Linked DNA regions of Homo sapiens: region 1 is linked to region 2. Evidence: chromatin contacts called from ENCODE Hi-C or POLR2A ChIA-PET data. All regions are on one chromosome and are shown on one strand. Each heading gives the region's core, a stretch centred on a gene start or an enhancer-like site at or near the end of the contact. The rest is flanking DNA. Distances are from core to core; before and after follow the strand shown.

Region 1 (2,785 bases), core at 39-2,538, 99 kb before region 2:
AGCACCACATAGGGCATGTTCACAGGCATTCTCTCATTTTGTCCTCACAGGAGAGAAAACCAAGATCTGAGATGTTTTAGCAATGTGTTCTCAATGGTTCCCTGGCTAGGAAGTGTTGCTGCTGGCAAGATCAGCCCTGACAGCTCTGCGTAGCTCCTAAACCACAGCCTGGACAGCCTGGAGCCTGGTGCCTTCTGTAGTCCTGCCTCTTCCAAAGGCCAAGTCAGGCTCTAGAAGTCAGCACTGCAAACCCTGGCAGAGCCCCCCAAAGGCCAATCCCAGTTCTAGAAACTCTAAGAACAGTGATGCCGAGGCAGTGAGGTGAGAAGCCATCCCACTAGCTGGGAACAATTAACCCACCCAAATGCTTTTTAAGAAGCAAGGCAGGCCGTGCACCGTGGCTCACGCCTGTAATCCCAGCACTTTGAGAGGCAGAGGCGGGCGGATCATGAGGTCAGGAGATCGAGACCATCCTGGCTAACATGGTGAAACCCCGTCTCTACTAAAAATAGAAAAAATTAGCCGGGTGTGGTGGCACATGCCTGTAGTCCCAGCTACTTGGGAGGCTGAGACAGGAGAATCGCTTGAACCTGGGAGGCAGAGGTTGTAGTGAGCCGAGATCATGCCACTGCACTCCAGCCTGGGCAACAGAGCGAGACTCTGTCTCAAAAAAAAAAAAAAAAAGAAAAAGAAAGAAAGAAGCAAGGCAGCTTTGTCTATGTTTGGGTAGAGAAAGCCAGAGAGAAAACAATTTCAGTCCCTGAACCCAGTCTAAAGACCTCTTTAGAAAGGTCATTCTTGGGAGGGAGGGGCTTATTCCCATCAAAGTGAGAGTTCCCCAGAGCAGGCCATTTCTACTCATCCAGAGAGGGACCCTGGAAGGGGATTACTCCTCAGAGGGGAAGCTCAGCCTCTGGCCCAGGGTGGCAGCCACAAATTCAGTTCTTCCCGTGGGTGCCCAGCCCACACCCAACGTCCCATCTCTCTCATTCACCTGGGCACTGCAGCATGCCCTGAGGTGAGACTTCTTCCTGGGAAAGGGAATTTAGGAGGTAAGGCTTCTTATCCTGCAACTTTGGGGTGACTGTCCCTGGGGTTCTGAATCAGGCTGAACAAAGGCACGTGCCAAACCGCCTGCACTCACCGCCAGAACTTTCCTTTCCCCAGCCCCTGTCATCCAGGCTGTGGCACAGGCATCTCACCTAAAATAGAACTTCTCCAAGAAAAGGCTGAAACGCCCCTCAGTGACTCATCGCCCAGATGGGTGCAGCTATTTCTATCCAGCCTCTTCCAGACGGTAAGGAACCTTGACCGCACCCTCCCCACAGCCCCTCCCAGGCTCAGGCCCAGCATGCAAGGCCTCCTAAGGAGGACACTGGCTGAGGGAGCTCTCTGAGGCCAGCAATACATCCCCCTCTCTGCCTCCCCGACAGATCCCCAGCAGTTTCCTGGGAGGAGCCCAACCTCAGTCTCTTCCTCCATACTGCAAGGCCCCTATCCCCACACTCAGGGGGATGGAGGCTGTCCACGGGGTAGGGAGAGAGATGATGGCTGTGCACCCCAACCCACCCGCCCACCCAGCCTGGGTATACATGAATAGTTCTGTGGCAGACTCCACTGGCCTGAGTGCCAGTACAGTTAGAGCCTTCCTTAGCTGCACACAGTGATGCCTCCTCATCAAGAGGTTGAACCCAGAAGGCTCCCTGTGGCTCCTAGGCCCTCTCCAAGCTGGCTCTCCATCAGAATCAGAGGGACTATCCTTTTACCAGTGTGACAAGAAGCCTCAGCTAGGGTTCTGCTGTCTAATACCTCCAAGATCCTGATCTGGCACATGGGCAGGAGATGTGCAGGCTACCAGCCACGAGCCTCGTGTCTCAGGAGCCTTCCTGGGGCTACCCTAAGGTGGACAGCTCTGTCAGACATTAGCTTTGAATGAGCTGACTCTTCTTGCTAGCAAGGAAGCCCATCTTGCCATCTCCAAGGACTGGTAGGGACCTCCATGGAAGCCCGTGCACCCCGACCCAGTGGGGGCCTAAGTGGCAGTAAGGATGGGAAGGCTCAGTGCAGTACAAGGTCAAGAGGTGGTTTAAGAGGTGGGGGAAGCAGAAGCTGCAGGAAGCCTTCCTACAGGCTTTGCAGGGAGCCACTGCCACCTGTCTGCTAGGGACTTGGAAACATAGGACCCTGTGGGCTCTGTAGCTCTGAGAGGACTTTCTCCCTGAGAAGAGTCTTTTTTAGCTGCTTCCTTACTCAAACTATTCAGTGTGCAGAAGGGCAGCTAAGGTGGCACTGGCCAAGGATCCAGAGGCTTGGGGCCCAAGCTGGAGGCTGTATGAACTCTAAGTTGAATGAGCAGCTGTGATCTGTCTGCAATGGTCACTCCCTGGTAATTCCTCCACTGGGCTCTGGAGCAAGGAGGGCAGTTCTGGGAAGAGCTTCTACATCTTCCCTGCAGGAACACTGGCTGCACAGAGTGTCTCAGCCCTCAAGGGTGGGACTCAGCCTTGCTTGCCATATCTGGCCCCAAAGGATGCTCACAGGGTGGAGTCTACCTCACGGTCACCTCCATGGCTGTCAGGAAGCTCTGAGAGCCCCCCGAAGTCACATGTTCTCTTCCCACTCGCCTCCTCTCACCCCCCCAGCAGCAAGGAAAAGGAAGGTTGCAGACGTCACTCAGCCTTCTTCCTGTGGAGAGCCCCAGCCCTACCAGGGAGAGCAGGCATTCAGTGTTTCAGATCACTCAGCACTGACATCACGCCTGATGCCGCATTTATGCTTTCCATTT
Region 2 (2,832 bases), core at 270-2,769:
CATTGAAGTTGGGGCTTGAAAGTGCCACTTTCCGGCCAGTAACTCAGTAACTGACATTATCCAGTTTGTACTGTGGCCAGGCCACGGTGCAGAAGAAAATTAACTGTTTAGGTTTTATAATGTCAGTAAGTCCCAACTGAACGTTGATTTTGTTGTTTTTGTTTTTGTTTTTGTATGACAGAGTTTCGCCCAGGCTAGAATGCAGTGGCGAGATCTCGGCTCACTGCAACCTCCACCTCCCGGGTTCAAGCGGTTCTTCTGCCCCAGCCTCTCGAGTAGCTGGGACTACAGGTGTGCACCACCACACCTGGCTAGTTTTTGCATTTTTAGTAGAGACGGGGTTTCACCATGTTGGCCAGGCTGGTCTTGAACTCCTAACCTCAGGTGATCCACCCGCCTTGGCCTCCCAAAGTGCTGGGATTACAGGCGTGAGCCGCTAGGCCCGGCCTCTCTCAAGACCTTTTGCAACGGAAGTGGGAAGTGATCCTAGACTACTGGCTCCAATTCCCTAGAAAGGGAGCTGGTCTGGCGTGAGCTCTGGACCATTTTGGCAGGCTCCAAACTTGGTTTTGCCCTCTATAGCCTAAGGATGCGACACCATGCGGACAGAAGACAACAGCACCCTCAGCCCTGGCCCTGGCCAGCTCCCAACTGGATGTCCCTGCTGTTCCAATGCATGCCTAGAGCTGTGAAGACTGCTTTGGGAAAGGTGTTTCCTGGGGTTTCAGGGTACCCCCACTCAGGGAAAGAGTAAGTCGCCAGCAGCCTCATCCCACGTCTGCTTCTAGTGCCAAGCAGGGGGACCCAATCACACAAGTGGAGGCACCTCATCTCCATCCAGTACCCTCCCAGATCTCACAGTACCCTATCAGGCTACCCCCTTTAGGCGGTGCCCTCAGGAGCTCTCTGGCTGGAGGAAGGAGAGACAGAGAGGCCCTGCAAGCGCTGAGCTCTATCTATACCGTGTGCAGGTCCCGCGCTGGCTCCGCGGGGCACGGGGCCTGGAGGCAGGCAAACGCTAAGGCGAGGGAGTACGCACAGGAGGGCTCCTTATTGGTTCCCCACCTCTGAATTAAAGGTTTGCTGACTGGGGTCTCGGTAGCGGAAGCCTGGGCCCCAGACTCGCCCCTCTTATTGCCTGCTCGCTTCCCTTGCCTAGGGAGAAGGGCACTGGCGAATCACAGGCTCCCCAGTTGCAGCTACACTCGCCCCGATGCCCTCAGGGACTGTGCGGCAGTGGTGGAGAGAAGACAAGTCTAGTTACACCACCAGCTAGCGGCCGCGCTCGGACTGGCTCCCCGCGGTTGGGCTACTCGCGGGCTTCGCCCCGCCCGCCCGCCGGCCCCACGGCCTTAGCCCTGCCCACAGCCCCGCTCGGCCCCGCGCTGCCGGAGATTTTCGTCCGCTCCCGAGCGGCCTCAGCTCGACCCACGGCCGGCCTCCGGAGGCTAGCGCTTTCCGGGAGCTGGCGGCGTTATTAGCCCCGCCCACAGCCCGACTCTTCAGCCCCGCCCACCGCTGGCGACTTAATCCTCTGGCGCCACCTCCTGGGAGGCCGCGGACACTGTCTCCCTCTTCGGCCCAGAGCTGCTCCTGGCAGTCCACTCTGCTGGGCTCACCTGGGGGGCATCTGGAGCCACTACCAAGGTTGGGAGCTCTCCCTATCCCCAGCCCGAACCTGCCCAAGGCCCTGCGTCTCGCCACACGGAGCCTTCACAGGGACATGGACAGAACAATTCGTCTGACCCGAACTGAGACTCTAGGATAATCGCCACCAAAACTGGGGGTAGTGGGGCTAACCAGGGCCCCAGCAACCCGGTCTTCATGCTGCCCATGCCCTAGGCTGTCCTTAGGAGGGCCCCTCCTGCAGGAGCACCCGAACTCCAGCTGATGGGAGCCCCCACTTTGAACCTCTTGCCGAACCTCCTCTAGATCTTCTAGGGTCCCCACAGGGAAATGGTACCCAGCATTTCTCCATAGGTGCTTCAAATAATTCTTTGCTGCTCTACAACAGGAACAGAATTTCATCATCAGAATTAAACCTGGCCGGGCACGGTAGCTCACGCCTGTAATCCCAGCACTTTGGGAGGCCGAGGTGAGTGGATCACCTGAGGTCAGGAGTTCAACACCAGCCTGGCCAACATGGTGAAACCTTGTCTCTACTAAAAATACAAAAATTAGCCGGCCGTGGTGGCGGATGCCTGTAATCCCAGCTACTCCAGAGGTTGAGGCAGGAGGATCGCTTGAATCCGGGAAGTGGAGGTTGCAGTGAGCCGAGATGGTGCCACTGCACTCCAGCCTGGCCGACAGAGCAAGACGCTGTCTCAAAATAATAATAGTAGTAGTAGTAATAATAATAATAATAATAATAATAATAATAATAATAATAATAAAACCTAAAGTGTTTGGGTCATATTTAGAACTGAACACGCCTCACACTAGCCACAAGACCCAGACCAATAACTCCCTTGCCCTCTCTGGGCCTCAGTGACTTTGCCTCAAGGTAGTTGTGAGGAAGGTGAGCAAAACAGGGAAAGAGTCACCAATGGATTTGGATTTTTAAGATATTGAAATCCCAGGCCAGGCGCGGTGGCTCACGCCTGTAATCCCAGCACTTTGGGAGGCCAAGGCAGGCGGATCACAAGGTCAGGAGATCGAGACCATCCTGGCTAAAACGGTGAAACCCCGTCTCTACTAAAAATACAAAAAAATTAGCCGGGCGTGGTGGCGGGCACCTGTAGTCCCAGCTACTCGGGAGGCTGAGACAGGAGAATGGCATGAACCCAGGAGGTGGAGCTTGCAGTGAGCTGAGATTGGGCCACTGCACCAGTC

The links. A loop is a pair of places that touch in the nucleus more often than their neighbours do. ChIA-PET counts read pairs that join two places held with the same protein, here RNA polymerase II (POLR2A). Pooled maps may share reads with other maps.
Region 1: a map of GM11168 shows a loop between it and region 2 (2.2-fold over the local background). The contact joins two enhancer-like sites. A Hi-C loop is called at or near these places in 1 of 168 maps with a recorded cell type or tissue (GM11168) and 3 of 50 pooled maps. POLR2A ChIA-PET finds 5 or more read pairs at or near these places in 5 of 52 experiments (BJ, MCF 10A, SK-N-SH and 2 more).

What each region holds. Positions count from the first base shown.
Region 1 is chr3:49,637,099-49,639,883 of GRCh38, reverse strand. All of the region lies in intron 2 of BSN (bassoon presynaptic cytomatrix protein), which reads right to left. Among named protein-coding and RNA genes, the nearest start is that of APEH, 36 kb to the left of the region's middle. RefSeq lists enhancers at 693-1,192, 1,193-1,694. Within about 2 kb of position 1,288, at least 3 of the 41 ENCODE cell types and tissues checked have a DNase peak (open chromatin) inside an H3K27ac peak, as active enhancers do.
Region 2 is chr3:49,538,543-49,541,374 of GRCh38, reverse strand. No RefSeq gene overlaps it. Among named protein-coding and RNA genes, the nearest start is that of BSN-DT, 14 kb to the left of the region's middle. RefSeq lists a silencer at 1,183-1,412. Within about 2 kb of position 1,519, at least 24 of the 41 ENCODE cell types and tissues checked have a DNase peak (open chromatin) inside an H3K27ac peak, as active enhancers do.